Linked DNA regions of Homo sapiens: region 1 is linked to region 2. The links are chromatin loops, found by intact Hi-C in ENCODE. Cell type or tissue: heart right ventricle. All regions are shown on one strand. Each heading gives the region's core, and the rest is flanking DNA. Links, peaks and the distances in the headings are about the cores only.

The links. Peaks named below come from ENCODE experiments on the same cell type or tissue, not always from the same donor. Only the 100,000 strongest peaks of a DNase experiment are listed, where the experiment ranks them.
Region 1: a loop joins it to region 2, with 3 times the contacts of the local background. A loop is called at or near these places in 28 of 110 quality-filtered maps.

The regions. Positions count from the first base shown.
Region 1 is chr4:122,829,167-122,840,096 of GRCh38, reverse strand. The region is part of intron 1 of FGF2 (fibroblast growth factor 2); the gene reads right to left. Among named protein-coding and RNA genes, the nearest start is that of FGF2, 7.8 kb to the right of the region's middle. In heart right ventricle, for the core only: no CTCF peak of the experiment used is centred there; no DNase peak of the experiment used is centred there; H3K27ac peaks cover 307 bases.
Region 2 is chr4:122,754,981-122,767,882 of GRCh38, reverse strand. No RefSeq gene overlaps it. Among named protein-coding and RNA genes, the nearest start is that of BBS12, 29 kb to the right of the region's middle. RefSeq lists an enhancer at 715-1,009. In heart right ventricle, for the core only: no CTCF peak of the experiment used is centred there; no DNase peak of the experiment used is centred there; H3K27ac peaks cover 1,721 bases.

The DNA of each region.
Region 1 (10,930 bases), core at 4,662-9,661, 71 kb before region 2:
GTTAAAATGAAGCCTTCAGGGTGAGCCCCCATCCAATCTGACTGAGGTCTTTATAAGAAGAGGAAACCTGGACATACAAAGAGACAACAGAGACACAAGCACAGTGGAAAGATCTTGTGAAGAGGCAGCTAGAGAGTGGCCATCGACAAGCCAAGGAGAGGGGCCTCGGAAGAAACTAAACCTGCCAAAACCTGATCTTGGACTTCCAGCCTCCAGAACTATAAGAAGATAAATTTCTATTGTTCGAGCCACCCAGACTGTGGTATGTTTGTTATGGCAGCCTTAGCAAACTAATACAGATGAGCTCAGTTAGACAGCAGTTGCAGTAGTCAGGGTTAGAACTAGACAAGCTGCAGCAAGATTGCAGTGACCGGCACAAGTGTGAATGTGCTGCAGAAATGAAATGGACAGGGCCTGAGAAGAGAAGTGAGGAGTGGGGAAAACGACATAGTAGAAATTCACTCTAACACCTGGGCCTGGTTGGCAAGGAAGATGGTGATACCATTTGAAAATACAGGAGAGTCAATAAAGGAAAGAGGAGTTTAATTTTTAGACACTTTTCCGGACGTGTCTTGCTACATGCTTTCTTGGTATCTCTTTATCTATCTTGGTCTTTATTCCCTCACATAGTAGACACTCAGAAAATTATTGATTAATGGACAATCTCACTCAATGAAGAAAATTAAACCCAAGCCCATCTGCTTTTGTTGTTGTTGTTGTTGTTTTAAAATCTTACACCACATGTCCTTAAATACTGAAAAGATACCCTCGATTTTTTCTGGAAGAGCCTAACTATACTTTGAAAACATCCTTTTAGTTATCTTTATGACAGTGGTCCCATAAGACTATAATGTCATATTTTTACTGTACCTTTTCAATGTTTAGATATGCTTAAATACACAAATACCACTGTGTTACATGATCATGTGTCACTTAACTATGGGGATACATTCTGAGAAATGCATCCTTAGGTAATTTCATCATTGTGTGAACATCATAGAGTGTACTTACACAATCCTAGATGATGGTATAGCTTATTGCTCCCGGGCTGCAAACCTGTACAGCACATTACTGTACTGAATACTGTAGGTAACTGTAACATGGTGCTAAGTATTTGTGTTACCTAAACATAGAAAAGATACAGTTAAAATACAGTATTATAATCCTATGGGACCACCATCATACATGAGGTCTGCAATTAACCGAAACATCATGATGCAGTGCATGGCTGTATGGTATTCATTCTTAATTACATGCTACGCTATTTTTGTATATGCCACTCAAAAATCTTAAGAAGCCCTTAAATACTAAAGAAGAATTGTCTCATACTAAATCATGACAGAAGTCTTTCCTAAACAAAGGAGAGTGGAATAGACGAAGGGGCAGAGGAATAGATGGCACACACTTCAACTTTGCTGGACATGGCAAAGCCTCTGAAAGAGTTTAAATTATTTGCTTAAATCATTATTTCTGTTCAAATTTCTGCTAGTTTGTCCATGCGGAATTCTGGCCATGAACTTGTATTCTAAACACTAAGAAGTCTAGAATGCACAATCACCAGTTGTTATGGACAAAGAGATCATGTTTTGAAAAGCCAATAGGAAAAAAACTATTTTCTTACTTGTCAAATGAAGATAACAACACCTGCTTCATAAGTTTGTATTTAAGATTAAACAGATATTATTTATAAAGCTGGCATAGAGCATGTTCTCAAAAATTTCACTCACTCATTCATTCAATAAGTACTTGGTAAATATCAGGGTCCTAGGAACATAGTGCAGTGGTAAAGGCCAAACACCTGACCCTTCCTCTACCACAGAGCAAAGGGACTCTGCCTAGTCACCATGGCAGTCTCCCTCATTGTCTGGACAGAGCTGGACAGATCCCATGAATACTTCAGGGCTTTCATACCACCCTCCAAAAAATAATCTATGTCTCACTTTTCTCATCCTTTAACAGCTGAGGGTGTCTCTGTAATTCGTTATTTTTCAATCCAACACCTTCTGTCTATGTCTTTATACATTAGTACACTCAATTAAAACAGTTAACAAAATTATCTTCCCAATCTCACTTCAATTATACTCCCATTACTGAGTTCAGAGTAATGTAGATATATATAAATATGTAAGGAGAACTAACACTTAGAAACACATTCAAAATAGAATATTTCTCTTTTCACTTAGCTTTTTTTAAATAAATGCCTTACCCCAAAGAAGATAAGGAAATAATGTTAATAAGTCTTACATTTAAAGGTAAAATATGACTCGGAGAAAAGCTTAGATGAAAAGTTAACAGAAGAGGACCCACAATGCAAAATGCAAGATGATACCATCCCAGAATCAGAATTTCCAAAATCAAAGGGACCTTTTTCTCTTGAGTCCCCATCCAATTCAAGTAGTCATCCAGCCAGTGAGTAAATGACACCTCTCCCCAACACACAAACACACACACCCCATCTCCAAATGAGCCAACACTAGAAATAGCTATAAGACGAAAGGTCAAATGACACTTGGTAGAATAAAAAAAAAATCTAGGCAAGAAAAGTAACATAATTAATAGAAAAAGTAAGAATACATGAAGACATGCAGCAAGTATTGGATTAAAAGATATATAGCAGGCAGTAGAAAGATTATTTGCATTTCTAATTCAAAAGCAAAGTGTTTATCAAGTGATATGTTTCCAAAAGTAATTTTTTAAATGGAAGCATTATTTGACCGTTTTAATCTCTTCCATTTCCTATTGATGTAAGGCCACCTAAAAACTTATGAATTGTTTTCTATTTACAAAATGATTCAGCTTAGAAAGGAGTAGAATGAGACTGGTCATTCAGTAATTTCTCCCACCCACCCTTGCAGACATCACATCACAAAGACTGTGACTCACTTTGTCATACAATTTCTATCCTCTTAAGAGTTTTTCAGATTGTTGTGATGAATACTGGGTCATAAATCTGAATAAATTTTCAGATGAAACTATCCATGCCATTTCATCACAGCCCAAAATATTAACAATGGTACCAGACAGTCCCCAATACTAACTTTTACAATGATTCACTGGTTTTAGACCTGAGTAAGAGAGAGACACACTGACGTAAGGATTGAAGTGTCTGAATCAGGTATGAATTCCCAGGTCTGCGTTCCTTAATTAGAGTACTATAACCAGTTCTAGAACTGAGCATTAATGTTGGCTAGAAATATTAATATGTTACTTAACAGCTGAAAAGTTTCCAAAATAAAAAGTGATCCAACAAATGACTACGCTTTGCCTTTATTGCTTCCCTTGAATAATGTTAAAGGTGTTTGCAGAAAAGAACTACAGTGCTGTTGCATTCAATTTACCATTTTATATGCCTCATACTATAGTATTTATACTTATTTGAAGTTGTTGCCCATTCAACAAATATAGAGTGAACCTTTTCATGGGACTCAGACTGGTCACTCATTCAGCAATGAAGCCAAAAGGACCCTGGGATGAGTAAATTCAGCCTCAGACCCTCAGAATAGGAAAGAGTAAAGAACTACTGGGTAATGTGGTCTGGATTTTTTAAAAATAAAAATTTCTTGCCAGCTAGGAATTTCCAGTAAAACTGGGGGACATAAAATTAAAATACAACAAGCTATTAGAGAGAATTTTTAGATAGCACACAGAAAAGGAAAGATGGATACAGGATGATGTGAAAGAAATAAGGCCCAAAGCATGACTGGAAATGGGATAAGGTACGAGGACAGACAGGACATTTCAGCTTAAGGAAAACTGCCTGGTTAAAGGCTAAGATGACAAGGAAGACAGGAGACGTGAAGGGAAGGTCAGAAAGGAAGTTAAGAGACTTGGCTAATTTATTGAGTACATCTTCAATTTAACAAACATTCTTTGAGTGGCCACTGTGTGTGAGGATAGATGCAGCAAATGGGATCCAGTGCTTGCCTACAAAGAGTTCACAGTCCCAGTGCAGAAGCCAGACACATAAACCACTAACTATTACAGAAAGCATGAAGTTCTGTGTTCAGACTATGTACCAAGTATATGGGAAAACAGTAAAAACCATTAATTCTCCCTGGGAAGGTAGAGGAAAGTTTCACAAAGAAGTCTGTTGGGCTGGATCTTAAAGGATTTTTCCAGAGAAAGGTGAGGATGGGAGGAGTTGTGAGAGAGAAATTGATAAGAAAAAGAAGGATTTTTCAAAAACAAGAGTCACATGAAGAAAGGCCAATCATTGTGACAGTAATCGTTATGACACATTAAAGAGACTATAATTAAAGCACAGAGTGCTACAGCTTCAGGAAGGTATGGATGGTAAACAGTAAGAAATAAGGTAGGTCATGTTTAAGAAGGAAAGCCAGGTAGGTCTGGTTAGTGCTTAAAATTGCAGGAGAGTAGAGGTCATTAAATCAAGAGGCAGGGCAAGGAAATCACTATGGCTGGGAAACATTTTAGAGAGATATATACGAAAGAAGTAGAGAAAGGCATCAAAGACAATTCCATGGTGTCTAGCTTTGGAGACAAGAATAATAATTCACTACAAGCAGAAATTCAGGAGGAAAGGGTGCTAGTTTGAGAAAATGGTGTTAAGTTCTGTTTTATGTATGTTAAGTTGAAGCTATGGCAGTGTGTCTGCCCTCCAAGCAGTGGGAAATTGAGATGGGGAATCAAGACAGAGACAGAGACAATACATGATCTTCTGAAGGAATACAAGTACACAGAAAGAAGAGTAGAAGGCTAAAAACAGAACCTTGGGGGAATACAAATGCAAAAAAAAAACAGAAGAAAGTGGAAAAAAAGACAGTTGGATGGGCAAAAGTATAACCGCCTGAGGAGTTCTTCCAGCCTGCTGCACAAGGAAAGACCACAGCATTGCAGTAAAGAAAGAGTTTAATAAACACAAGGCCGGCAAAGCCACATGGGAGATAGAGTTAGTACTCAAACCAATCTCATCCACAGCTCATGGGATAGGAGTTTTTCAACAGCAGTTTGGGGGAAAGGGTGAGGATTGCTATGCAATGGGTGCTTACTGATAATTCATTGGGCTGAAGATGAAATAATAGGGGGTCAAAGTTGTCCTCTTGAGTGGAACCATTCCTGGGTGGGGCCACAGGAGTGGTTTAGCAGGTCCAGCTGGAGCCATGGGTGTCAGACATGCAAAAAACCTGAAAAGATATCTCAAAAGGCCAATCTACAATAGTGGTGTTATCTGCACCACTATTGGTGCACTAGTGGCAATCTATTAATACGTCTACACCTTAGCACAACTCAGATTCCTGTCCTCCCCTGAAGCCTGAGGGCCTTTCATTAGCTTTATAAAGGCAGTTGAGTTTTGGGGAAGGCTTATTATCCTTTAAACTATCTCCCAAAGTTATCTGGGCCTAAGCCCAGAAATGATTAAGGCAGCTTGAAAGCTAAAGGCAAGAGGAGGGGAGTGGGCTAGGTCATATCTCTGGCAGTGTCATAATTTTCTCAGATATAACTTTTGCAAAGGCAGTTTCAAAAGGAGAACCAGGTTGATGTGATGTAATAGAAGCCAAGGAATTATCAAGAAGTCAGAGGCAGACAATACTGCCACATGTCAGAGTAGCATGAAAAATTGGAAAAGGCCACATGATTAAATTAGAAGACTACTGGTGCTCTCATAAGAATGATTTAAGTGGAATACTGAGGGCAGAATCTAGAATTTAAAAGAGTTCAAAAAAAGAAAAGGAGATGATGTAGAAGAACGTACTGATTCCAGGATATTATTCACAAAAGAAAATAAGAATGAAAAACAATGCACAGCATACCTGAGAAAGTTTTATATTGCATAGTGAGACAGGACAGCCAAGTATAAAGGGGTCCCTGGAGAACCTCCAAATGGCCTGCACACTGGGAGAATGGGGTGGAGCCACAGAAGTTCACGCCCTTTGCAGGGAGGAGACTGGTCTCTCCTGTTCGGGGTGGTAACTTGGGAATCAATCTGTGAGATGGGGGCCTGTTAATATGAACCCCTATTGCTTTGCTGTGTTGTTTTTCCTTTTTTCTTTCTGACCAATAAATTCCATAACCCCTCACCCTCCAAAGTGTCTGTGAGCCTAATCTTTCCTGGGCGTGTGACAAGAACCAGGATTTTCCTACAACAATAGTACATGATAAAAATCTTAAATACTTTTAAGGAAATCAGAATTCCCAATAAAAGTTCTAAACAATTTTTCCTGAAAAATGATTCATCTTTCTCTAGATTATTCTAAGAAAAACTAATAGCCAGTCTCCAAAATTCCGAAATGTTTCCCAAATATAACTTTGCTATATATAATTATCTTCATTTAAAGATTGACCAAGTATCTAAACACAGATGTCAAGACACCAAGAAAACTGTAAACTTTGACCAAGCTTTATACAGCATATGCCTCATGAGTAGTTATTTCACAGCAAGTTCCACAGAGAATGTTTTCCTCATCAGCTGACATTTAGTGAGCACTCTCTGAGTAAAAAGTACTGAGCTTTTTATGATGTTTATTTATATAAAGAAGTCATGGTTCCTACCTTAAGGTGCCAGCATCTTAAGGTGCCTAAATTATGAACAGAGAATAATCTGTTCACAGAATGCAGCCAGATCATTACTACTCTGTACAAATTTCTTTTAAAAAATACTTTTTTCTTGGCTAATTTGAGTTATCATTTAATTACAAGTTTTCATTATAAATTAATGTATAGCTTAATTATAAATTAAACCAGGATCATTCCTTTCAATTGTTCAATTATATCTGGAACATACACTTAATATTCACATAGCTTCTCTTCAATTTTTAAATCTCCAAAATACCTTGAAAATCTGTGAACTTTTCATTTCAGAATTCTATTGGATAATTCATCTTAGAGGTTAAATTGCAGAAGTCAATAGCTCTATAAAAATACAAATACACACATACACACACACACACACACACACATCCATTATACATTTCTGTAAATGAGTAAGTATCAAAGATACACCGGTCAAGTCAAAAGTCACCTTGTGCAGGAAGAGTGACAGAAGACAGCTGGATGAGACATAAACACTGAATATTGGCTGTCTGTTGCCTCCAGGCCCTTCCAATTTCTTCAAACTAAAAATATTCTGAAGGTGTTTAGAATGAGACTGGTCTGGCTTCTAAGAACCACAGTCTATGGCTCAAAGGGTGAGTTCCCCTGGAAGTTGCCACTTTTCTTTTCCTCCTCTCCTAAATTCCTGTGGCTATACATAACCTAGCTTAAAAGGCCTTGTTGGCGGTCATTATTAAAGGGAGAAAAGAGAAAGCAGGAGCTAACTGAACAGTGGATACAACAAGGAAACACTTAAAATCACAGTGCCATAAGTGCATTTTCTAATGATCCAGCTAAAACTCTACACTGATAATCATTATTCCAAATTATTATGCAAACAATCAAGCATTAACTATTTATTGAGCACTGACAATATACAAATTAAGTACTAGACCAGATCCTAATTTCAGAGCACAGAAAAGGACAAACTCAAAAATAAAACAGAACAAAATACATTTGTTTGGACAGAATATCCTGATGAGGTTAAGATTTGTGCCCCAGGCTGGGCACGGTGGCTCACGCCTGTAATCACAGCACTTTGGGAGGCTGAGGTGGACAGATAACCTGAGGTCTGGAGTTCGAGACCAGCCAGGAAAATTCATGGTGAAATCCCGTCTCTACTAAAAATGCAAAAATTAGCTGGGTGCGGTGGCAGGTGCTTGTAATCACAGCTGAAGCAGAAGAATTGCTTGAACCCAGGAAGGAGAGGTTGTAGTGAGCTGAGATTGTGCCACTGCACTCCAGCCTAGGTGACAGGGTAAGACTGTGTCTCAAAAAGAAAAAAAGAAAAAGATATGTGCCCCAAAGATACAGATTTGCCTTGCTCCGTTTCATGGTCATAGACTTTTATCCCATGCCAGCCTTCTTACAGACGTGTGCTACGGGACATAGGGGCCCAAGTAGGGTATCTGGAAAATCAACAAACACTAGAATTGGAAAAACAAGCAAAGACTACAGCACATGTGTAATTACCAGCTTGTACAGGCATCTCGTGGTTTTAAAATAGTAGTTCCAATAATGTGAGACCTTAAATTGTCTTTTCAACATCACTGATGATGAGTTCTCAGAATCAGTGTATAGATGAAGAAAGTCAATTTTATGCTTATGATATTTAAAGAACCGTTCTTGTTTTGTTCATTACATCTGTAACATTTTATTTTCTAATTAAACTTTAAAATTATGTCCTTCCACATAAAATGGCATCATAAATCAAAATGAGAATACTTAAAACCCAATTGTTACACCATTGTCAAAGTCTAATTACATAACGGTCATTTTATAAACAAATGAAACCCCTCAGGGCATGTCATGAGGGGATATTGCCTTTTCTAGGCTGAAGTCACTTGGCATCAAACTCATCTTAAAAGGCTCCTAAGGTGTGGTAATATCTATGACTCATGAATTGTCCTTTCATTGCTGTACTGATTACATGATTTCCAAGATTAAATGAGCTATTAGATTCTGACTTCATTTGTTTACTGCACCCAATATTTATTACAGTAAATATCACGTTCATTAAGTAAAATTATTGCTATCCACTTGCCAGATATTACCAAAGAGAGGTGGGGGGAGAGAATCTAGTACGTGTATTATTAAATCAATGGTTCTATTTACCCCAAAGGCAGTAGTGAAGAGATGGAAAGGTGGCTTTATCCAAAACCCCAGGAAATCAACCTGAGGCACCCGTAAACTAGTAAGAACTCTTCAAAGGGGCTAGCAGCTCACTACCCTGAAATGGAGGAAGCCTAACCAAAGTGGGGTCCAGCAGGGCACACTCTATGGTGGAATGAAGAGCGCACTGAGGCTGAGGGATGGCAGGAAGAGAAGGCAAGGGACCAGGTGGTAAGAAGCTCATTCAGGATAAAAAAAGAGGAAACCCACAAGTGAACTTGAGTAATTGGTGACTTTTCTGAGCTTCAGTATCCTCTTCTGTAAAAAGAGATGGGTAAACCAGAAGGTCTGAAGCCTCCCTTTGATTTCACAAGTCCATGTTTTTATGCTTGGGGTTGCATGGAACACATGCAGTAGCAAAGAGCCCAGGGGTCAGGCCCACCTACAAGCCACCCCTGCTCCACACTGGGGTGGGCAGGTCTGCCTTTCCAAGTCTCAGCGTCCTCTGGAGCCTGCAAGCAAAGAAGTGTGGCACACAGGCAGTCACCTCCTGGGAGAAGCCCAAGGGTAGATACAGTACTTCTAACTACTCTCATTTTTTTTTTTTTTTTTTTTTTTTGTAAATAAGAGCACCTGGAATAAATTGAATACTAAGTGTACATAAGCAGCATACATTTCACTTACTATACTCTACCACATGTTGTACGTGCTGCTTGGGATAAAGTGTTCTCTCTTCTGAATGTTTTTACACAGCTTGCTACTTTAGAGTACATACTTAATATTATCCATTCCCACCGCATTGAAAGAGGCCTGCCAAAAGTTAAGGATGCCAAAAGAAAGGCAGGAGTGCAGCGCACATGCTGGAGAAGGAGAAACTCTCTAACCACTTTTAACATCTTGTTTTTATCAAGACTCTCATGTCAAATGAAGATTATTCCAGGACTATGAGAAAAACGCCAGAAAATGGGCCCTTTTGAGTGCAAATTCAGGAGAATGCCCAGGTGTGAAGCACAGTTGACCTTCAGCAACACTGAAAAATTGGAAACATTTGTGTTGTGTCATCTTCTCCTACCTCTTCTTTTAGAAAATTTTCCTCTCTTTCCTACCTCACAGCTTCCCACTCTGCCTCCTCTTCCCCTGCACCTCTCCAGGACCCCATCATTTATATCACAGTCTTCAAAGCATCCCTCCCCAAACTCCAGTCCTTCTGGCCAGCTTTTGGGGAAGAAATTGCACTCACAATTTAATCCATACTAAATGTTAAAATCTGATAATGGTTGAACTTGGCCTTTCAAAAGTTACCTGCAGTTTAGAAAACATGTAGGCACAAAGTGTCATGCCAAAGGAAAAAAAATTCCAGTGACAGATGTTCAGGTCAGTTGGACAAAACAGTCTGAGGAATGAGACCATAGATTTTTCAACTTTTCAAACAGGTCTAGAAATCTGAGCCATAATGTAGTAGGAAACTGTGGCTACTATTAACTCTTCTCCATGTTTTCTGGTCAGTTTTATTTGTTTTGGGGGGTCTCCTCATGGTTTGGTCAACTATCAGTAAACATCCAATATGTGAGAAAATAATATACTGTACTTAAATTTATGTCCAGGTTGGGCTACATAGAAATAGATGAAATTTGTCATTTTTAGATTTGTATTCTTGTCAGTCTATTGCCTGGTACAGGTATCCTTTAAAAAAAGAGTAGTCTCTTTGGGGACTTGGGAAGAAAGGGTGGGAAGTTGGGGAGGGACAGGACTACAAACTGGATTCAGTGTATACTGCTTGGGTGATGGGTGCAACAAAATTTCACAAATCACCACTAAAGAACTTACTCATGTAACCAACTACCACCTGGTCCCTAAAACCCTATAGAAATAAAAAATTTTAAAAAAATTGGTAGTCTCCACAAGTCTGGATGAGTTATTCTACATTTCCCTTTTAATGTCTTGTCCTTAGCTAGTTATAAAGTTAGCAGAGTTCTCAACCTGAGTACTAGTGACATTTGGGGTCAAAAATGTTTTTGTTGAGGGTATTATAATGTGTATTGTAGGATGTTCAGCAGCATCCCCGGCCTCTACCTGCCAGATGCCAGTAGCACCCTTCCAGGTTACAGCAACCAAAAATGTCTCCAGGCATTGTCAAATGTCCCCTGGGAGGCAAAATCGTCCCCATTTGAGAACCACAGAGTTAAAGTAAGATTACAAAAATGAAAACCCAACTCACAGTTAGGAAGAAAAAGTTAACGGTTGTTTTTACAACGGTGGTAATGTGGTA
Region 2 (12,902 bases), core at 3,203-8,202:
AAAAAATTAGCTGGGCATGGTGGCGCATGCCTGTAGTTCCAGCTACTCAGGAGGCTGAAGCAGGAGAATCGCTTGAACCCGGGAGATGGAGGTTGCAGTGAGCTAAGACCTTGCCATGGCACTCCAGCCTAGGCGACAGAGTGACACTCCGTCTCAAAAAAAACCCCAACAAAACAAAACAAAACAACAACAAAAACATTTACTCCATTTGCAACACAAATGGACTAAGACACAGATCATTAAAGAAATTTACATCTTCCTAGAACTTTAAGAAGAAAATAGGTAATCATTTGCTAATATGGCCTAGACTAATGGGCCCAACATTTCTGTTCATAGCTACCAAAACAGAGTGTGAAAGAACCCAGGTCCATAAACACTTCTGACCCCAATTGCAAGTTCAGGTGGTCCCCAAGACCACTTTCAAGTTCAATAATTCACTAGGACTCACAGAACTCATTCAAAACTGTTGTTATACTCAGTTATGGTTTATTACAATGAAAAGACGCAGATTAAAATCAGCCAAAGGAAGGAGTGCATAGGGCAGGGTCTAGGCAGGTTCCATGGGCAGGGTTTCCAACTGTCCTCTCCCTGTGGAGTCATGGACAGCATTAACTACTGCTAAGAATGATGTGTGACAATACACACGAGTATTGCTAAACAGGGAAGCTTACTCAAACCTTGATGTCCACAGTTTCTAGTGGGGCTTGGTCATGCCTTTATTCTCCAGTCCCACCAAATGTCACACTGATATTGCATGGCCCCAAGCCCCCACCACACCATACATCACACTGTTAGACTATCCAGTGTGGCCCAACGTCCCCAGGTAAACAAAGATACTCTTATCAGGCAGGACACTGCAAGGGCTCAGAGATCACCTCCTGGGAGCTGAGGGCAAAGACCAGGCCTCTCTTTGGATGAGGTTAAATCTTGCTTTTACAAATTTATAAATTATACACAAGTACTATATACAAGTATAGAATGCACATTAAGCAACACGTAAAGTTGAATTTATTAATGGGATATATACAATGTTAAATAAAAATGCAGTTTTGATATTTCTCCCTGTGCTCCCATGCATCTTTTTGTGCCCTCTGTGGAGTGGGTGCACACCACTTCAGATGCTACTAGTCATTACTATGTTTGAGCCTAAAGCTAGAGAAAATGAATTTAATATCTTTTCCACATTTATAGCCTTGGTAATTTTACAAAAATAAACTTTTTATGATTTACAATGGTGTTTATTCAAAAATGAAGTTTGTCAGCAATATTGAATCATGTTAACCAAATTGCTGCAAAAAAAGTAGAAAGAGAATTAGATCTAGAACAAGAAAGCCTAGGCTTCCTCCCGCCGTGTCACGAAGAGCACTTCTGTGCCTCAGTTATCTCATCAGTAAAATGGGAGCAATAAACATAATGCTTAATATAGGTCAGCTGTTGTTATCATCCAAGGTGTATCTTTAAAAAGAAATCAAGCTTGATAATGTAGAAAAATTGATGTTTTCTTGGAGTAGACTTGGAAAATTCAGTAAAGGGGGGGTAAAAAGAAATTAATATATTAAACACTACCCCCAACAGAGAAAGGTGCACCACCTTGAGAAAGTTCTTAAATTTGTGCTAATATAATAATGTATTAAACGGTGCAGAAATAGTTAACTTGAACAGCTAGTACTAAAAAGGAGGTAATGATTTACCAAACAGTTTTAAAGAAAATAAACATGAGGAAAGCTAAACTGGCTCAGTGTGCCCATGTTAAAAATATTATTAACATTTTAAAAAATATTGCTTAGAGGCCAGGCGCGGTGGCTCATGCCTGTAATTCCAGCACTTTGAGAGGCCAAGGCGGGTGGATCACTTGAGGCCAGGAGTTCGAGACTGGCCTGACCAACATGGGTCAAACCCCATCTCTGCTAAAAATACAAAAATTAGCCAGGCGTAGTCATGGTGAGGCACACTTATAATCTCAACTACTCCAGACAGAGGCTGAGTCACAAAACTGGCTTGAACTGAGGAGGCAGAGGTTGCAGTGAGCAGAGATCACGCCACTGCACTCCAGCCTGGGTGACAGAGCAAGAAAGAGCTTGTCTTTTCAAAAAAGAAAAAAAAAGTATATATATGTTTATATATATGCACACACACATATACACATACACACACAGATATATACATACACACACATATCTCAGAAAAAAAGATGTAAGTTAAGCACGATAAAGTGACAAAGAATTGTGAAATAAAAATCACTTTATTAGTAGTTAACTATGTGAATTTCTCTGGGTCTCAGTTTCCTCATCTGTAAAATGAGGTGATTCAAAGAGAAAATCTATAAAATTCATTCTAGCTAGAAAAATTATCTGCTACTGCAGGGATTTGATCCTCAATAAGGGGATACATACATACTCAGTAGCTGGTAAATAAGACGCACTTTTTCTGTTATTTTACTTTCCTTAAGTGAAAACAAATAGCATCATTAATAAAAAGCTGACATAAGATTTGTCAATCAATGAAGAAACAATTGGAAAAATTGAGAACTAGAAAAAAAATTAGGCATTTTCTCTGAATCTGGCTAATATTATGAGAACTTATAATATGGTGATAGCCTTGGAGAAATTAGAACAATTAAGAACAAAGCAAATTTAAAACTGCTGTTTGGTTTCTTTATAAAAGAAATAAAACCTTAGATGTAAGAATACAAAGGCATAGTCTTGGAATGGGATAAGTAATGGAATAAGAAGGGGCTCTGGAAATTCACAAAAAGATTTCAAAGGAAATGGATTGCATGCAAAAAGAGAGATTATGAAATCAGTGGCAATGCTAAATGACTCAATTCTAAAGAGGTAATCCTGGAACCAGAGGAGTCAATGTTGAACAATGTTGAACCATACTGTCTTAGCTTACAAACATATTGCAAATGAAGTGGACATTTTCTAGAGCCTCACAATATCGTAGTCATTTCTGGAAATGAAAAGTCTTAGACATATGAGTGAAACTAGAGAAATATTAAAAGAGGCAATGAAGTGATAAAACCCCAGAGCATATAAAGAAAGTGAGAAAGAACTAAATTCATAGAGCCTGGAAAAGCAGTAAGTAAAGAAAGAAGGAAAGAAGAGTCTAGGACTGTCAGCATATTGACAGCAATTAAGAAAAATGTGGTGGCAATAAGAGAAAGACAGAAAAAATTAAATTGAGTTTAGGGAAATTCAGCTTGATGACTGGCTTACTAGATTACAATAGTTTGCTATAACTAAAAATATATGCATTACCTAAGTCTTCTTGGCAAGTATCTTCCTGGTAGGAGGAATCAAGGATCTCCGAGTTTTTGTTTTGTCTTATTTTTTATTTCCAGAATAAAAAGTAGATATAATTTAAATGTAGACTGGATTAGATCTCAAATAGTATCTGACCAATTACTACAAGATACTGTCCCAAAACAGAACTGATTTTACAGCAAGGCTATTTTTCAGAGAACTCTGAAGACAGAGATTCCATAGCCTTCTTTGGTAAACTGTTCCAATATTAAATGACCTCTACTGTCAAAAATTATCGTCATGTCTTAGGAGACTTGCTTTGATTATAGGTTAAGATAGAAATCTTAGTCAGTCTTTCCTGCATTCTCAGGAATGCAGGAAAATTGAGGAGCTTGAATATTTTTTAAGCTTCTCTCGATGACTCAGAGTCTTCCCAAAGCACAAATCATAAATATACAGCTCAAAAATGAATGCTCGCAAAGCAAGTTTGCCCCTGTAACTAACACCCAGGATAAGGAATAGGAACGCTGTCAGCATCCCAGAGCCTTCCTTGTTCTCCTGGCTATTCACGACTTCTTCCCTCTTCCCCAAAGATAACCACTAAACTGAATTCTAACACTTTGGTTAAGACATGCTTGTTTTTGAAATTTGCAAACATGGTCATACAGCATGCTTACTATTTTTAATAACATTTTAAAATTAAGATTATATATACTTTATATAACATAAAATTCACTACTTTAAAATGTATGCGTCGGCCAGGTACAGTGGCTCAAGCCTGTATTCCCAGCACTTTGGGAGGCTGAGGTGGACGAATCACTTGAGGTCAGGAGTTCAAGACCAGCCTGGCTAACATGGTGAAATCCTGTCTCTACTGAAAATACAAAAAGTAGCTGGGCATGATGGTGCACACCTGTAATCCCAGCTACTTGGGAGGCTGAGGCAGGAGAATTGCTTGAACCTGGGAGGCGGAGTACGATCCTTAAGACTGCTGTTTGTTTTCTTTATCTCGGTGATCAGTGGCCGAGATCGCGCCACTGTACTCCAGCCTGGGCGACAGGGCGAGACTCAGTGTCAAAAAAAAAAAAAACAACAAAAAACAACAACAAAAAAACCCAAAGTACATGTCAGTGGTTTTTAGTAAATTTACTATGTTGTACAAACATCACCACTATCTAATTCCAGATATTTATAGGGTTTCTATGATCCCCAAATGAAACCCTGAATCTATTAGCAGTTAGTATGTTCTCTTTTGTGTCTCGCTTCTTTTGCTCAACCTTATGCTCGTGAGATCCATATGGTGTGTTCGGTAGCCAATGTGTTTTAAATAAAGCCTGAGGAGCAAAGTACAGGTTTTTCTGATTAATTTTGGTTCCAAACACAAGACTAGTGGTTTTTTACCCTGGCTACACCCTAGTACCAACCAGAGAGCGTTAAAACCCACTGGTGTGTAGGCCCCATCCAGTAAAAGAAATGAAAATCTGGGGTATAAAAGGGGTAGGCTGGGACATTAGTAGCTCTCCAGGTGATTCTATTGTGTAGCTGGGGTTAAGGATTACTACAAAAAACTTAACTGATGAGAAGGCTCTAATTAAAAAGACGGCTTTTAGGTCTGGAAATCTGCATTTTGACAAGTGGCGCATGTAATTCTTACAAGGCAGTTTTAGAAATACTACAGGAAGCCAATGATTATTTGTAGGAAAATAAATGACTTCAACAGAAGTTTCTATTGCTTTCAAACAAGAAAACACTAATGTTAGTTTAAAACATTTTGAATCCATTAACAAGAAACTATTTTAATACATGATTTAATTAAGTGGTGAGGGACAAATGTATTACATCTGTTTCACTTCTTTTAATTTGATGTTTAGCCCAAAGTGGAAACCTATCGGGAAGTGGCCTTTTCCACCTCCTGCACTGAGGTTAACACAGGAAACAAGTCTACTTTTTTTAGACATCAAACCAGGGCTCAACATTGTCAACAGGCCGGGAACTTCCCAATTTGCTTTCATTCATAGTAGACAGTGTACAAAGACTCTTCTTCACTTCACTAGATAAACATATTGGGAAATTTTAAAAATAAAACTGCCAGGAAAAATGGCAAAATAAATGGAAAAGGAAAAAAAATTCAGAAAAGGAAAAGAAACCTCAAAATAGTCTGAAATAGATTTCATTAAATATTATAGTATAAAAGTAACAACTTGACATAATGATAGATAAGAAGGTTTTGTTAGAGGCTAGAATTGGCAGTCTGCTCTTGGGATGTATTCCCATCATTTGTTCCTTTTGGAAATAACTTACATATGCCTGGGGTAAGGATGTTTCTTTCCTGTATAGAGTACTTTCTATATTCTCGGCTTTTAATAATGTATCTTTCGCTTTACTGAAGGGTATCTTCTGTTACTGATGTGTTCTTTTGAACCATTACATGATTATAGATATGACCCAGTAATTTTTTGCCTTATTAGCTTACTACTCACAGAAAACTAGGTTCAATTATTTAGTACATTAATTTCAATACATTAGGTACTGTTAGTCTGAACACACTAATGTGTTTTTAAAATAAATTTATAATTTTATTAGAATAGCTTTAGACTTACAGAAACATTGTGAAAATAGTCCAGAGAATTCCAATATACCCAGGTACTTGGCTGCTTTGTGCTGCTCTAACAGAATACCAAAGACTAAGTAATTTATAAAGAACAGAAATTTATTCTTTCACAGCTATGGAGGCTGAGAAGTCCAAGATCAAGGTGTTGGCATCTGATGAGGGCTTTCTTGCTGTGTCCTCACATGAAGGAAGGCAGAAGGGCCAAAAAAGGGACAAACTCTTTGTCCTCATATGGCAGAAGAGAAGAGAGAACCCACTCCTGAAAGCCCTTTTTATAGCAGTATTAATCCATTCATGAGGGCTTTGCCCTCATGACCCAAACACCTCCCATTAGAGCCTACCTCCCAACCTCATTGCATTGGAGAATACAGTTCCAATACATGAATTTTAGGGGGCACATTTAGACCATAGCACCCCACATCTATTTTCCCTTATTAACATCTTACATTAGTATAGTATACTTGTCACAATTAATGAACCAGTATTGATACATAATTTTAACTAAAGTCCATACTTTATTCTGATTTTCTTAGTTATCACTTGATGTTCCTTTTCTGTTCCACAATCCTATCCAGGGCACCATATATATTACCTTTAGTCCTTCTATCTCCTTGTGCTTCTCTTGGCTGTGACCATTTCTCATAATTTCCTTGTTTTTGATGGCATTGACTGTTTTAAGCAGTATTGGCCAGGTATTTTTGAGAATGCCATACACGAATAAACTTTTAAAGATATCTAATATAGTCCTATATTCAGTTAGTGCACAGGAAAAATGTAACTTAAAATAAATCTAGTATGGGCTGGGTGCGATGGCTCACGCCTGTAATCCCAGCACTTTGGGAGGCCAAGGCGGGTGGATCACCTAAGGTCAGGAGTTCGAGACCAGCCTGGACAACATGGTGAAACCCCCATCTCTACTAAAAATACAAAAAGTAGCCAGCCGTGGTGGCAGGCACCTGTAATCCCAGCTACTTGGGAGGCTGAGGCAGGAGAATCGCTTGAACCTGGGAGGCGGAGGTTGCAGTGAGCCGAGATCGTGCCATTGCACTCCAGCCTGGTGGACAAGAGTGAGACTTTGTCTGAAAATAACTAACTAACTATCTAAATAAATAAATAAATTCTAGTATGTAGGAAACTTTGGTTAAGGTAATTCTAGAAGGAAAAAAATCTTTTGGAAATGGCTTAAACTATTAAAATCAAGTCAAATAGGCTGAACAATTGGTCCTAGTTTTCATAGAGATATAATACTAGATAGAATAATTATGACTAGTAGTTGGAATTGTCATTTCAAAAACTTGAAACAACTTTCCAAATTGAACAGAAATTGAAATTATTTATATTCTTATGAGTTGTAATCTTTGTTGTTTTTAAATAGTAATAAAGTTAATATTATCTTGGGTTCTGTTTTAATTGATCACTGTTTATAAACATTTTTAAAAATTTTTTATTTTATTATTATTATACTTTAAGTTTTAGGGTACATGTGCACAACGTGCAGCTTTGTTACATATGTATACATGTGCCATGCTGGTGTGCTGCACCCATTAACTCGTCATTTAGCATTAGGTATAATAAACATTTTTATGTGTTGAAGTAAAATACATATTTGACATTAAAAATACTATGCAGTACTCATTTAATCATATTAATATATCTTATTTGTCTAAATGTCTCCCATTGTGGATTATTTGGGTTGCTTTCATTTTTTAATAATACGCCCATAAACATTTTTGTATAAGAATTATAAACATTTTTGTATAAGAACAATTTAAAATTGAACCAATTTTTATTTTTTCCAGCAAGGTATATAAATGCATGCTTTTCCACATGCCCACTAACACTGAGTTCTATCTTTTGTGTATTTTCACTAGGATGTAATGCTGCTGTAAAGTGTTTTGCTCTATACTGCTCCTATAGAGCAAAGTCGTGCATTTTCCCAAAATTTCTTGTGTAAATTGTTTTTCTTTATTTGTTATTAAATGGAATTTAAATGCCAAACTTATAGATAAAATTAGACACCCAGTAGGCCTGTTAATTAGGAAGGGCTGTGCTTTTTAGGAAAATGGCAGTTTGTGTGGAGGGTGAGTATAAGAACAGCTCCTCCTGAGACTAGGGATTATTTTCATTAAGGAAAAGGGAAAGAGAAGAGAAGAAAAGAAGGTATAAAAGCAAAAAAGGAGGGTGTAATGAGGAAACAGTAAAAGGTCACCACTCCACATTTTGAAAGTTGTCACCTCTATAACTTACTAACATTTTTAATAAAGTAAAAAGCCCAAGAAGTGCTTGATACAAAAGGTGGATTGGTTATAGTCACTAAGATTAGGGAAATAAAGGGTGATGACGGCAAAAAAAGTGGCAATAAAACACTGACGACAAAGAGAAGTAAAAAGGTGTGGGGTGGGGGTGTGTGTGTGTGAGAGAGAGAGAGAGAGAGAGAGAATGAGGCACAATAAAATTTTGAGGAGGGGAGTTACTGGATATAAGGTTTGGGTCAGGTATAACCTGGGATCAGGGAGAGCCCAGCTGAAACATATTTATATATATAAAATAGTAACCTTTTTATGGTGTGTCACATTTAGTTCTTCCTGTCATTTGATGGTGTTTTTATTCTTGTAATATGGAAATATGTATTTTGCATTTAATAACCTATTTTTTAAATAGCCACTAATTTATCTCGCCATCCACAAAAGGGATAAATATGTTATTCTGGTTTCTTTGAGTATTACATTGTATAGTCTAGTTTCTGGTAGATTCATATTTTATGTTCTATTTTTGAACCCATTGTAATTTACTGATATGGCTCTAGTGACAATAGATCTAAGTTAATTTGTTTCGATATAATTGAAAAAGTTATTTCATTCTCTATTGTACTACTCCAGTTTGTAATAAAATAAGTCATTATAATGGCTTGAATCAATAACTGACCAATTTTTGAAACCCCCATTTTTTTTTTTTTTTTGAGATAGTCTTCTGTTGCCCAGACTGGAATGTAGTGGCACAAACACAGCTCACTGCAGCCTCACCTTCCTGGGCTTAAGCGATCCCCTTGCCTCAGTCTCCTGAGTAGCTGGGACTACAAGCGTGCATTACCACACTGGGCTAATTTTTAAATTTTTTCTAGAGATGGGGTCTGTCAACATTGCCCAGGCTGGTCTCAAACTCTTGGGCTCAAGTGATCCTCCCGCCTTGGCCTCCCAAAGAGCTGGGATTACAGGTGTCAGCCACTGTGCCCTACCCCGTGTTATAAACATGGTATAATAAATTTTTGACAATAAATTTTATTTACTTAAAATTACATAAATTTTATGTTATGTATATTTTACCACATAATTACGTAAATTTTGTTGTTACATAAATTTATTATAACATTTATGATCTTAAACACTTTTAAGTGTGTAGTTCAGTAGCATTACATACATCCACACTGTTGTGCCCATAATAAAATTGTAAAGCCTGGCCTTACCATTATAATCTTTTAAGGAGCCATTATTTGTCATATTTCTCCCTTTCAAATGGGTTTCACTATCACTCAAAATCTGTCAGGGATATAATTTAGCAATAGGAATCATAGAATTTAGAGTAAAAAAGTATAAGAGGAGTGACCTTGTTCAACTTTGTCATTTACATGCGACATAACAGGCCAAGAGAAAATGAATCACTTTCCCAAGTCACCTTTAGTTAATAGCAGAGCCAGGACTCTGACCCTGGCCTATGCTGACTAGCTCCAAACATACAGTAATAAAAAAGAAACTGCCCAAAGAGTTCCTGTTACTTTTAATCCCTTACTTACAGATTTATGCTACTCCACACTACAATAATCTTTTATTTTGTGGATTTTAAAGCGGCAGGTCAAAATTTTCAAAGGGCATAGGAGTAGAAGTTTGCCACCTACAGGTCAAAAGAAAGAAGACATCTTTAGATTTTCAGAGCTTCAAAGTTTTAAAGAAGTGAGGTGAAAGTGTGTTTTAAAACACTTTTGAGAGTAGCTGTCAATATAACACAAGAAGATTTTTATAAAAAGAGATAGTGGCGTAATTCTCAGCACTTTTAGTGCAACAAGTTTCTACTATATTATTTTTTCAGTAATATATGGCACTAGGGTGGCAGAAAAAAATGATAAGAGTGTGGAACAGTATGAATCCATAATTAGAAAGAAATGAAAATGTTTCTCAGCAACTGAGAACTAATTTCTCTTTTTCTGCTGGCATTCTTCCTCCCTGCTAAGAAAAATCTGGATGGGCAATGAAAGCTCTGTAATGATGCTGGGACAAGTGTATAACCATTTAGAAAAAGTTCATTTACAGTCTTAACTCATAACCTCTGCCTACTAAAACAAATTCCAGTTAGATGAAATATTTCAATGTGAAAGGTAAGATAACAAAAGTACTAAAAAGTCTATATAGAAGATTGTAACAAAATCTTGGAATTGGGAAGACCTTTCTAAATCTAACACCAAAGGAAAGAAAATAGACATTTTACAAGTCTTTTTTTTTTTTTTTTTTTTTTTTTTTGAGACGGAGTCTCGTTGTTTCACCAGGCTGGAGTGCAGTGGCACGATCTCGGCTCACTGCAACCTCCAGCTCCCTGGGTTCAAGCGATTCTCCTGCCTCAGCCTTCTGACTAGTTGGGACTACAGGCACGCGCCACCACGCCCAGCTAATTTTTGTATTTTTAGTAGAGACGGGGTTTCACCATGTTGGCCAGGATGGTCTCCATCTCTTGACTTCGTGATCTGCCCGCCTCAGCCTCCCAAAGTGCTGGGATTACAGGCGTGAGCCACTACGCCCGGCCCAAATCTTTTTTTTAAAATAAAGAAAAGTCACTGTTTTGTCTCCCTTACTAATAATCAAAAAAAAGTTTAATTAAAATTAGATAGCATTTTTACTCAAATTGGTCCAAAAAAATGTTAATGATAATATTCAGTGTTGACAAGGGTTGGGGAAAAGACACGTTCATTTGCAGAGCCTTCTGGAGAACAATTTGGCAAAAATATATCGCAAAGGGCACAATCCACCTAACTGTAAATGGTGGTGCTGGCTTCTAGCCTAGGCTTTTTCCTTCACGTTTTGGGACTCCTTATACAAATCTACTGTTTGCCCAGTTTTGTTCCCAGGGGTCTCAGGGAGCATCTAACTTGGAAATAAGAATAATGAATTATACATGAATCTCAGGAAAATGTTTTTTTCCCCCATGAGTGAACATTGAAAACTCAAAGAAGATTATCAAATAATTCTTTCATAAACAAGGTAATTTGTGGTTTTTAAAATTCAAACCTGTAAGAAACTGGAATTTTCATCATTTCCTTAATGGACAGACTATTTAAATATTAATTCATGTGGGAGGATTGCTTGAGGCTGAAAGTTCAAGTCTGCAGTGAGTTGACTATGCCACTGTACTCTAGCCTGGTGCAACAGAGAAAGACTGTGTCTCTACAATAATAAAAATAAAAATAAAATATTAATTCACACCTCTCAAAAAATACATATATATCAGAAAAGCTTAAAAATGCCTAGCTACCTATTGACCCGTTATCCATTTCTAAGAATTTATCCAGAAGAAATAATCACAAATAATAGGAAAGATTCCATTAGAATCTATTTATGATACCCTTGTCCGTAATAGCTCCCAAGCTGGAATTGACCTAAATGTCTGATAGGATATTGGTTGAATAAATTATAGTAGGTTATTGCGCTGGAATGATATGATACCATTGAAACTATTTTACTAAACTCTAATAATATTAGGGGAATTTCTTGATATATTAATTGACAGAAGTAGATTATATGGCCGCATGTTTAGTATGACCCCACTTTGGATTGTAAAAAACACATCTACATCTACACACATAGAAGCAGCCTTGGAAAGCCATACCCCCAAATATTAATAATGGTAACCTTGACGTGTGGGGAAAATAACAGAATAAGAAGTTCCTCTAAAAATGTTCTTGAAGAATAATGGAAAGAATTAAAGGATGAATGTGTTCCAATGACAGTGTGAATAGGTGAAGAGGAAAAGGCAATCCATAGTTAAAGACAAAAAAAAAAAAAGAGACCTGACTCAGTATGTAAAAGTACTTAGGAAGAAAGGAGGTGCCAGCACATGCAATAAAATTCGTCGAGGATAAAGTCACATGCAAAGTAAAAGCTTGTACAACATGATCTAGGAGCCTAGAAGTAAACCACAAATAGCATGGGCAATTTGGCATGGCTGCTGCTTGCAAAATGTGAATTTTGTTATCCCAAGAGTCGATCTAAAACTGTGAATACATTTTCTAGTCTAAATAAAGATCTAAACTGTTTAAAAAGCTCCACAATAATATATGACTAAGTGGCCACGGGTGAAAACTCATTTAGAAATAACAAAGAAACTAGATTTTTAAAGAAAGAATCCTTTGAAAAGTATTTTGACGCTTTGAAAGTATTTCTTTAGAATGCATTACATTTTTTAAATTTTTTTACTCATAGACGGTAGAGCTAATTAAAATCAGTTTTTCACTTTTTATTGAATATATGCTCCTAGATTACTTTATCAAAGCAGAGTTCATATTCTGCCACATGCAGAATTTGCTCATGGAGAAGTCTTCAGGTTTTTTGATCATGTGCCCCAATACATGCATTTATATTTATAAATTAAATGCATCTGTCCTACTAAACTAATAGGATACATAAATTATATGTAATCAGAAACTCAAAAGAATGCAACCGTTTTTCTCTTATCTACCTATGACCTGGAAGCTCCCTCCTCACTTTGAGTTGTTGTCCCGCCTTTGCCTTGAGTTGTCTCACCTTTCTGAACTGAACCAATCAATATACATCTTATACATATTGACTGATGTCTCATGTCTCCCTAAAATGTATAAAACAAAGCTGTGTCCCTACCACCTTGGGCGCATGTCATCAGGACCTCCTGAAGCTGTGTCACAGGTGTGCTTCCTCAACCTTGGCAAAATAAACTTTCTAAATTAACTGAGACCTGTCTCAGATTTTCAGGGTTCACAGTTTGCAGCCTCCACAGGGCAAGTCTGAAATATGATTGATTAAAAACGC